2 separate regions of the Homo sapiens genome follow, and region 1 is linked to region 2. A link is an interaction called in ENCODE POLR2A ChIA-PET data of the cell type or tissue named here. Cell type or tissue: IMR-90. All regions are shown on one strand. Links, peaks and the distances in the headings refer to the core of each region. The heading gives the core; the rest is flanking DNA. Region 1 overlaps DIAPH2 (diaphanous related formin 2). Region 2 overlaps DIAPH2 (diaphanous related formin 2).

Evidence for each region. Peaks named below come from ENCODE experiments on the same cell type or tissue, not always from the same donor. Only the 100,000 strongest peaks of a DNase experiment are listed, where the experiment ranks them.
Region 1: POLR2A ChIA-PET joins it to region 2 with 6 read pairs; 3 of 35 experiments call an interaction of 5 or more read pairs at or near these places.

Annotation. Positions count from the first base shown.
Region 1 is chrX:97,322,362-97,327,747 of GRCh38, forward strand. All of the region lies in intron 23 of DIAPH2 (diaphanous related formin 2), which reads left to right. Among named protein-coding and RNA genes, the nearest start is that of DIAPH2-AS1, 240 kb to the right of the region's middle. In IMR-90, for the core only: no CTCF peak of the experiment used is centred there; no DNase peak of the experiment used is centred there.
Region 2 is chrX:97,386,773-97,392,158 of GRCh38, forward strand. All of the region lies in intron 25 of DIAPH2 (diaphanous related formin 2), which reads left to right. Among named protein-coding and RNA genes, the nearest start is that of DIAPH2-AS1, 180 kb to the right of the region's middle. In IMR-90, for the core only: no CTCF peak of the experiment used is centred there; a DNase peak (open chromatin) is centred at 3,139; H3K27ac peaks cover 1,214 bases.

The sequences.
Region 1 (5,386 bases), core at 236-5,235, 65 kb before region 2:
AAATATATTTTGCGAGGTGGAAGAAAAGCTGAACATAGGATATAGAAGGGGCAATGCCAAAAGGAAAGGAAATGAGGATGGGGAAGGGCCATATTTTTAATTACTTCCAAAGGGCACTGGTGTATGTTTTATAACCATTCATCTCTGTTTTTATGAAGCACTAACTCCCTGAAGCACAAAAATTACATGTGTGTGCCTGAAGGCATACACAAAGAAAACACCAGAAACCATAGCTGACTCTTAGTCACTGGTTTAATATGTACAGTTTTGGAGAGGTCTGGGAGTCTATCTGAATCTACTGATTTTGATTAGTTTTTAAAGAATGAAAAAACAAACAAAAAAAAACCCTTTCACATGAAACCTACCACTCAAAATTTAAGTTGGATTAGAGATAGTGCTTTGAGATTTCCTTCCTGACTAAAAAGTAGGTTGTTGATAGCAAAAGATCTTTTGCAACTCTAGTATTTGCTGTAAACTATGATATATTCCTACAAGTACAAATAGAAATATTTTAACATTTATTCTTAAGTTTATCCCAGTTCTTTTTTTTTTTTTTTTTTTTGAGAGAAGTCTCACTCTTATACCCCAGGTTTGATTGCAATGGCTCAATCTCGGCTCACTTCAACCTCCGCCTCCCAGGTTCAAATGATTCTCCTGCCTCTGCCTCCCAAATAGCTGGGATTAAGTCGCCTGCCACCACGCCCGGCTAATTTTTGTATATTTTAGTAGAGACGGGGTTTCCCCATGTTGGCCAGGCTGGTCTCGATCTGCTGACCTCAGGTGATCCGCCCACCTCAGCCTCCCAAAGTGCTGGGATTATAGGCATGAGCCACCGCACCCAGCCCCTGAGCTTACTTTTTAAGAACTGGCATAGGCCGGGCACAGTAGCTGGGATTACAGGCGTGAGCCACTGTGCCCGCCCTATGCCAGTTCTTAAAAAGTAAGCTTGGCCGGGCGCGGTGGCTCACGCCTGTAATCCCAGCACTTTGGGAGGCCGAGGCGGGCGGATCACGAGGTCAGGAGATCGAGACCATCCTGGCGAACACGGTGAAACCCTGTCTCTACTAAAAATACAAAAAATTAGCCGGGCGTGGTGGCGGGCGCCTGTAGTCCCAGCTACTCTGGAGGCTGAGGCGGGAGAATGGCGTGAACCCGGGAGGCGGAGCTTGCAGTGAGCCGAGATCGCACCATTGCACTCCAGCCTGGGTGACAGAGTGAGACTCCGTCTCAAGAAAAAAAAAAAAAAAAAAAAAGCTCAGGGACCGGGTGCGGTGGCTCATGCCTGTAATCCCAGCACTTTGGGAGGCCGAGGTGGGCGGATCACCTGAGGTCAGGAGTTCGACACCAGCCTGACCAACACGGAGAAACCCCATCTCTACTAAAAATACAAAATTAGCCAGGAGTGGTGGCGCATGCCTGTAATCCCAGCTACTCAGGAGGCTGAGGCAGGAGAATCTCTTGAACCCGGGAGGCAGATGTTGCAGTGAGCCGAGATCACGCCATTGCACCCCAGCCTGGGCAACAGGAGCGAAACTCTGTCTCAAAAAAAAAAAAAAAAAAAAAATAAGTAAGCTCAGAAAAAGAGGCTCTTTATAGGCTAAATCAAATAACTTGTTGAACCTAATTTTTAAATTTGGCTCTTATTTGTGTACTCAGTATTTAGATCTAATTTGACTCTGATAATAACCAACTTTAAGTGAAGCAGCTACCCTTTGGTGCCTACAGATGACTCTCCTTTCAATAAAACATATTTAAATAGATGACAGTGATATTTTCTATGATATTCCCATTCGAGAAGCCCCTTGCTGTGGTTCTGGCAAGGCTTCCACAGCAGGTGATGTGGGGCTCATGAGAGGAGTGCCTTACTTACTCCTATAGAAAGCTATAATAAAAGGAGCAAATAAATACCTCTTGTAGCTAAGAATCTGATGTACCACTTAATATTTTCAGGTGGCAACTGCACTGTCATTTCATATAAAATTCCTTTCATTAGCTATAAAAAACATTGCCTGCCTGCCAGCTGTTTGGAAAGCATCGTAAGATCAGGAAAATGACAAAACAGCCCCTCATTCGCAGTAGATACAATGAACTAGTCAAATAGTACATTTTTAAAATCTATCTTTTGCAAAAAGAATTTTTGCTTTTCATCTCATGCGTTTTTGTTTTTAATGACGGCATCTCAATTTTTGTTCTTGTTTTTTTCTATCTAAGCTAATAAACAGATTGTGATAGTCTGTACTCAAACACAAAGGTTCAAGAGATCTGGAAGAACCTGCATATAGTAGAGTATAAAAGGCCTGTGCAACTTAGACTCAAATGTATCAATGCCTACAGGAAAACACCACAGGTCAGCTCTTTGTATATTCTCTAGTCAGGTAATGATAACCTAAACTATCTCTATGAGACTGCTGAAAAGTTATCGAAGTAAATTATTTTTCTTGTCTTTTTTTTTTGAGATGGAGTCTCTCTTGCTCTATCGCCCAGGCTGGAGTGCAGTGGCATGATCTTGGCTCACTGCAACATCCACCTCCTGGTTCAAGCGATTCTCCTGCCTCAGCCTCTCGAGTAGCTTGGCTTACAGACACCTGCCACCACACCCAGCTAATTTTTGTATTTTTAGTAGAGACGGGGTTTTGCCATGTTGGCCAGGCTGGTCTCAAACTCCTGACCTCAGGTGATCCGCCCACCTCGGCATCCCAAAGTGCTGGGATTACAGGCATGAGCCACCTCACCCGGCCAATAAATTATTTTTCTTAAACATGTATCATTCATCTTAGAGTGTAGAAACATTGACCCTGGTGATGACCATTGTTATTTGTGCACATGGCTGTGGATGAAGAGGTAAATGAACAGCCTCCATTGTCCACTGCCTGCGTGTGGAGGAGGCTCTGTGGTTGGCCTTATGTCTGATGAGTGCAATCTGCATCTGCAACTCTGCTTCTTATAGCCATAATTTGCCTAATAGTATTGCTCAAGGAGAGAAAATACATATCCATATCTTCAGGAATATAGGACCATCTGGTGAGAATTACTTTTAATGGCTACATTGAATATTAGTAGTTGATTGTTAATACAGAGAGTAGGAAGGACATTATAATGCTCAATAGTTGTCCAGTCTGGGCAGTTACTCAGCTGTCTTAGACAAGACCAAGTTTTGCCTTTTTTAGTTTTTCATCTTAATGTTATTTTATTTTATTTTATTTTATTTTATTTTATTTTATTTTATTTTATTTTGAGATGGAGTCTCACTCTGTCGCCCAGGCTGGAGTGCAGTGGTGTGATCTCGGCTCACTGCAAGCTCCGCGTCCCGGGTTCACACCATTCTCCTGCCTCAGCCTCCCGAGTAGCTGGGACTACAGGCGCCCGCCACCGCGCCCAGCTAATTTTTTGTATGTTTAGTAGAGACGGGGTTTCACTGTGTTCGCCAGGATGGTCTCGATCTCCTGACCTCGTGATTCACCTGCCTTGGCCTCCCAAAGTGCTGGGATTACAGGCGTGAGCCACCACGCCCGGCCTAATGTTATTTTAGGTATTTTAGGTGTGGTGCCTAGTTTTCAACTCTTGTTAAATATTTCTTAATGCATAATTCTAAGAGGTTTCATTTAAACTTGATCTACTTTATTTAATCTAAGGCATTTGCAGTATTGTTTCTGTTCTTTAATTTAGTAAAAGGAAAGTTAATTATTGTATTCTTTGGAGTAGGAAGTCTTTGTGAATTTAAATATTTGTCGTATAGAAGTCTAACAAAAAATATTCTTTTTAAAATATGGTCAAATACAAATTGAAAGCAACTATATCTGTAGAAAATTTTTCATAAAAATCATTGACTGAAGGAACAAAAGCATGTCATTGTATATACCAACCCTTCTTTATGCATTATCCACTAAAATGACATTTCAAAAGATTCACAGTGGGTAGCATATGGAATACTCCATAAACACTGATTAGATTTAATAATGTTTGTATCACTGTTTGGGAACATGTACAAGGAATGCGACCGCCATATATTATTAACATCAAAATAACTCAGAAGAAAAGCTCCTAATTAAAGCAGGGTTGGTTTAGAGACTTAGCAAAATTGCAGCCAGAAATAACCACCTACCCACCTGCCCGGGACTTGGGGCTTGCTTTCATGCATGCAAAACAGACTTGATTCTTAGAGCTTCAAGATAGCTGCTATGAAAATTATAATGGGCTGTGACAATACCATTTTCAGCCCGTCCAGTTCTGCACCAAACCTAGTTTCAGAAGGACAACACTACTGCTTGAGTTGAGGTTTCAGCCAAGTAGCATCAAAGGAAAGCAAGTTTGTGGTTTGCAGTTCTGCTGAGCTGCACTCAGTGACTCTGCATGATTGATTAGTATCCTTTTGCTTTGCAAATGTGCATATATTAAGTTCAGCATTGCAGTTTGCAAAGATTCACTCATGGCCTGCCATGGTAATTGATGCACACCTGTCCTAGGGAGCAATGTATGAGTTTTTTTGTGCTTTCACATAAGAAGTCTCTGGAGTATTTTTAATTGGTCATCTCTAGAAGAGGGAAACAGGAGCAGATTAAAAGTATACAGGAAAAGGAGGTTGTTCTACAAGCAGTTTAAAAATCTATTTGAAAAAGATCCCCACCACTTATAAGCTGAATAGTTATAATTAATTTGTATCCCTGCATTCTAAAATAAGAGTACTCAACAGGTTTTATTTTTATGGACAAGTATCTGTGGGCTTAGGAAATTTCTTTCTTTCTTGTCTTTTTTTTGAAGATGGAGTCTCACTCTGTTGCCCAGGCTGGAGTGCAGTGGCGCCATCTCTGCTCACTGCAACCTCCGCCTCCTGGGTTCAAGCAATTCTCCTGCCTCAGCCTCCAAAGTAGCTGGGATTACAGGTGCCTGCCACCCCGCCCGGCTAATTTTTGTATTTTTAGTAGAGACAGGGTTTCACCATGTTGGCCAGGCTGGTCTCAAACTACTGACCTCAGGCAATCCGCCTGCCTCAGCCTCCCAAAGTGCTAGGATTACAGGCATGAGCTACCGCGCCCGGCCTAGGAAATTTCATTGTTATTTATTGTTGTTTTTGTTTTGTTTTTATTTTTGTTTGAGACAGTCTCGCTCTGTCGCCCAGGCTGGATTGCAGTGGCACAGTCTTGGCTCATTGCAACCTCCGCCTCCCCAGTTCAAACAATTCTCATGCCTCAGCCTCCTGAGTAGCTGGAATTACAGGTGCCTGCCACCACACCTGGCTACTGGCTAATTTTTGTATTTTTAGTAGAGACAGGGTTTCGCCATGTTGGCCAGGCTGGGCTCGAACTCCTGACCTCAGGTGATCCACCTGCCTTGGCCTCCCAAAGTGCTGGGAGTACAGGCGCAAGCCACTGCACCTGGCCTAATTTTT
Region 2 (5,386 bases), core at 328-5,327:
GTGAGCTCTCTTTCTTTCTTTTTTTTTTTTTTTTAATTATACTTTAAGTTCTGGAGTACACTTGTAGAATGTGCAGTTTTGTTACATAGGTATACACGTGCCATGGTAGTTTGCTGCACCCATCAACCCATCATCTATTTCTCCTAATGGTATCTTTCTTTCTTTTCTGCTATGCCAAGGGTCTTAATGCTGAAAGCTATGGGAAGCCCATGAATGTTTATAAACTGGAAAATGATGTACATAGTCAGGATTCTTAGATCATTTTGTTTTTGTTTTGTTTTGTTTTTTTGTTTTTGTTTTGTTTTTGTTTGAGACAGGGTCTCACTCTGTCACCCATGATGGAGTGCAGTGCCATGATCTCAGCTCACTGTAACCTCCCAGCCAGAAAGGTCATTTTGACAGAAGCAGAAAGAATGTATTAGAAGGGGAAAGCCCTAAGAAAATAGAGGTTATGAGGATATTGTCATAGTCCTGACAAGAGATGATGGTGGCCTGAACTAATACAGTGACAGTGAGATTTAAAAAGCAACAAGAGGTGTATTAGTCAGAGTTCTTTTGAGAAACAGAACTAGTAAGATGTGTGTGTACACAAACACATATACACACACAGATTTATTTTATGGAATTGGCTCAAGTGATTATAGAAGCTGGCAAGTTTAAAATCTGCAAGGCAGGAGGACAGGCTAGAGACCCAGAGGAAAGCCAATGTTACAGTTCAAGTCTGAAAACTATCTGCTGCAGAATTCTCTCTTGCTTGGGGGATGTCGGTGTTTTTGTTCTAGTCAGGCCCTCAACTGATTGGATGAGGCCCACTCACATCATGAGGTACAAACCGCTTTACCCAAAGTTCACTGATTTAAATGTTGATCTCATCCAAAAACACCCTCACAGAAACTACCAAAATAATGTTTGACCAAATATCTGGACATTGTGGCCCAGCCAAGTTGACATATAAAATTAACGATCATGAGAGGGTGTTAAAGGACAGAATTGACAGGTGCTGATGATTGATTGGATGTGTAAATCAAAGGAGGCAAGTGTTAAAGAAGATGGTATGCTTCACAGAGAAAGCAAACTCAGGAATAGAGCACATTTTCTCAGGAGAGTTACAATGACTAATATCATTTTAAACATGTTTAGTTCCACCTTGTAAAGATGGAAAATGTCTAAGAAGCCATTGTATATGTGATTGTGAAACTCAGGAAAGAAGTCTAAACTAACCATATCGGCTTGGGGATCATTGGTTTTTATTTGAACATTAAAGTTACAGTGTACTAGTTTGCCAGGGCTGCCATAAGAAAATGCCACAAGCTAAGTAGCTTAGAACAACAGATACATGTTGTCTGACAGTTCTGGAGGCTAGAAGTCCAAGATCAAGGTGTCAGCAGGGTCATGCTCCTTTTGAAGAGTCTACGGTAGGATCTGTGTCAGACCTCTCTCCTAGATTCTAGTAGTTTTCTGCTTTGTCACAGCATAACTTCAACCTTCAAATGGCATTCTCCCTGTGTGCATATCTGTCTTTTCACATGGTGTTTATTTTATAAAAATACCAGTGATATTGAATTAAAGGCCCACCCTACTTTATTTTATTTCTTTAGAGATGGAGTCTCACTCTGTCACCCAGGCTGGAATACAGAGATGTGATCATAGCTCACTGCAGCCTCAAACTCCTAGGCAGAAGCAATCCTCCTCCCTCAGCCTCCCATGTAGCTGGGAATATAGGTGTATGCTAACATGCCCAGCTGCTCTTAGTTACTGTTTTTTTTTCCTAAAATAAATATTTTAGAACAATCACCTCTTAATTACATAGTTCAACTTATAGCATGTGTGTTTGAATGGGATCACCACGGTAAAGTATAAATCAGAGGTTCTGAAACTATTTGATCTCAGAACCCATTTACACTAAAAATCATTGAGGACCCCAAATGCCTTTTGTTTATCTAAGTTGTTTATATTGACATTTATCATCTTAGAGTTGAAACTGAGATAATTTTAAAATTATCGATTGATTCAATTAAAATAACAATAGTAAACCTTTTCATGTTAAAATAAATAACCTTTTAAATGAAAACTACCTATATTTTCCAAAACAAAAAAAGAATTAGAAGAGAAAAAGAATAATGTCATAAATCTCTTCACAGTCTGACTTAATAAGACAGCTTGATTCTCATACCTACTTTTCTATTCAATCTGATTCAATATCATTCTTCATGTAACTTCTGGAAAACTTCACGATACACTCAGGAAAGAATGAGAAATAGAAAGGCAAAAAAGTGTCAGTATTATTATGAAAATAGTTTTCACCTTGCAAATCCCTGAAATGATCTTTCGGGGCCTCCAGGAGTCCCCCGCCACACTCCAGCATTGCTGGAGTGAACAATGAAAAGAGTAAGTGGTTAAAAATGGAGCCTATCGGCCGAGTGCAGAGGCTCACACCTGTAATCCCAGCACTTTGGGTGGCCTAGGCGGGTGGATCATGAGGTCAGGAGTTCAAGACCAGCCTGGCCAAGATGGTGAAACCCCGTCTCTACTAAAAATACAAAAATTAGCTGGGCATGGTGGCAGGTGCCTGTAATCCCAGCTACTCGGGAGGCTGAGGCAGAGAATTGCTTGAACCCGGGGGGCAGAAGTTGCAGTGAGCCGAGATCACGCCACTGCACTCCAGCCTGGGCTACAGAGCGAGACTCTGTCTCAAAAAAAAAAAAAAAAAAAAAGGAGCCTATCCAGTTTTGTTCTGAGAATGTAATCTTTCTCCCACACTACAGCAATTCCTACGCTCCTCCAAGTGTTTATTAACCTTTCACTGTTCTCCTAAAAATGTGTCTATAACAGACAAAGAAAGAAGGGCTTATTTTGATTGTGTCTAGTTGTTATAGGACCAACAAGTTTGTATGCCTGCTGCACAGTAACAGACCAATACCCTGAGACAACTGGGATGCAGCAGAGAAAGACATTAATGATTGCAGGGCACCAAGCAAAGAGATGGGAGGAGACCCTCAAATCCATCCCCTCAAGGAGTTCTGGGCTGGGATGTTTAAGTGGATCTCGGAGAGTAGGGGGCTGGAAAATTGGAGTCATTGATTGACCAGGGCAAGGGGGATGAAATCATCAGGATGTGGAAACTGCATTCTTTGGTGAGTCAGCTTCTTGTGGGATCCTTCAGACCAGCTGACATCAGTAGTTTCATTGGTACACAGCACTGAAAGAATAGCTCCAATGGAAAACTTAATGTTTTATAATGTTCAAGTTGTTATCTACACAGCAGTTAAGGGGAACTATAATCTTGTAACAGGGTCTGTGTGATTTTGAAGCAATAAGTACCGAACAACTATGAGGAAGCAGGTCAAGCCGGTCAGAGAGCAAGCTGACTTAATGATTAACACTGAATCACTGAATGTACCACAAGCTTGGTTTATCTTTTTCCCTGCTTTCTGTCTTTTTTTTTTTTTTTTTTTTTTTTTTTTTGAGACAGGGTCTCACTCTGTTGCCAAGACTGGAGTGCAGTGGCGCAGTCTTGTCTCGCTACAGTCTCTGCCTCCCGGGCTCAAACGATCCTCCCACGTCAGCCTCCCCAGTAACTGGGAATATAGGCACACACCACCATGCCCAGCTAATTTTTGTATTTTTTGTAGGTGTGTGGTTTCGCCATGTTGCCCAGGCTGGTCTTGAACTCCTGAGATTAAGCGATCTGCCTTGGCCTCCCAAAGTACTGGGATTATAGGCGTGAGCTACTGTGCCTGGCCTATTTTCTTTTCTTTTCTTTTCTTTTCTTTTTTTTGAGATGGAGTCTTGCTCTGTTATCAAGGCTGGAGTGCAGTGATGCAATCTCAGCTCACTACAACCTCTGCCTCCTGGGTTCAAGTGATTCTCCTGCCTCAGCCTCCCAAGTAGCTGGGATTACAGGCATGAGCCACCACGCCCGGCCTTGGCCTATTTTCATTTCTTTCTCTCCTTTCTTCCCTGATTAATTTTTAAATTTTTATAGGGATGGTTTCATAGTCTGTATGTATTTTCATTTGCTAATATTTAGTTAATTACCTTTTCAAATGTCATTGAGACCGTAAGATAAATATCCAAATAAGTTTTTATGCATATGCTCAGCTGAGTGATTTGAGCATGAAAAATAAATTTTTAAAAATTGGATTTATTTTTTATGTTTTAGTACCATAGCTCTATTTACGTATCAGTCAAATAGTAAACTACTGTTACCTTCTTGACTCATGGCCCATGTGTTACAAATATTATTATTATTTATTGTAATGTTACTTTATACTTGGACTATATGTGCCTTTGTACTTATAAATATGTTTCAAAAACAGATCCTTCCATTGCAAGTGTGTAGTTTTAATTATGAAAATGAAAAGATGCAGGAAAGAAAGAGTAAGAATAATAGAGTTGGGTGTCTGTCAAGATGGAGCTCACTGTCTGAGTTTCTCAGAGAGTGTCTTATGAAAGATGCTCTTATCAACTAGATGGAAGGCAGTTGTGAGCCTTCTGAGAGCTGGGAGGAATCATGATGGAGACATATCATATGTGAATCCATGGGGCGTGAAAGCCTATGGAAGATGTGAGTGAAGTGTCATCAGAAAGTGATTTATATAACTTTAAATATGTCCAATTAGAACATTGTAATCTTCTCTTCCACCGAAAGAGAGATGATATAGAACATTTCATTGCCATTGCGAGGTATGTAATATATAGTACATAGAGGTATTTCATGCATGGGACCAAAGATACATACCATTGGAACCATAGGATCTTACCTGTAACAAAAGTAGAGAGTTCCCTGGATAAAGTAAGTCACATTGGAAATTACAAATAACTTTTTAAAAAAGTGTACACTTTCCGTAAAGCTTCTATTTCCTATCAATGTAGCAAAGGACAAACACTTCTCCCCCAACCTTTTTTTTTTAACACATCTATTGCTTAGTAGATGTAACTTAGCAAAAGTAAGGTATCTTTATGTGGCATGCAAAATTATATACATTCATCAAGGAGAAATATTTGAGGATTTAATTATTCAGAAAAATAATAGTATAAAGCAAACACAAAGATTATTTCTGTAATCTACATTTGATCAACTGAGCTCAGAATTAAGTAATGATATCATGAAAACCAAGCAGCCAGAGAATTATATCTTTCAAGTTAAATCCATAAAAAAATACCATGTACCAAGGCTATATTTTGAGAGATTTGGAGATCAGAAGGCAAATGCCATGATAAGAAACAGTTTTTTTAATTGTAAAGGAGAAAATAGATATGATTAAATATTAAAGAGACAGGCATTTTATAAACATTAAGTGGTATTACTAAAAATTTAAATTCTGTGTGTTCAGAAGTGAAGATCAGTCTTAGCTCTGCTACCTAGCTTTATGACCTAGTTCTG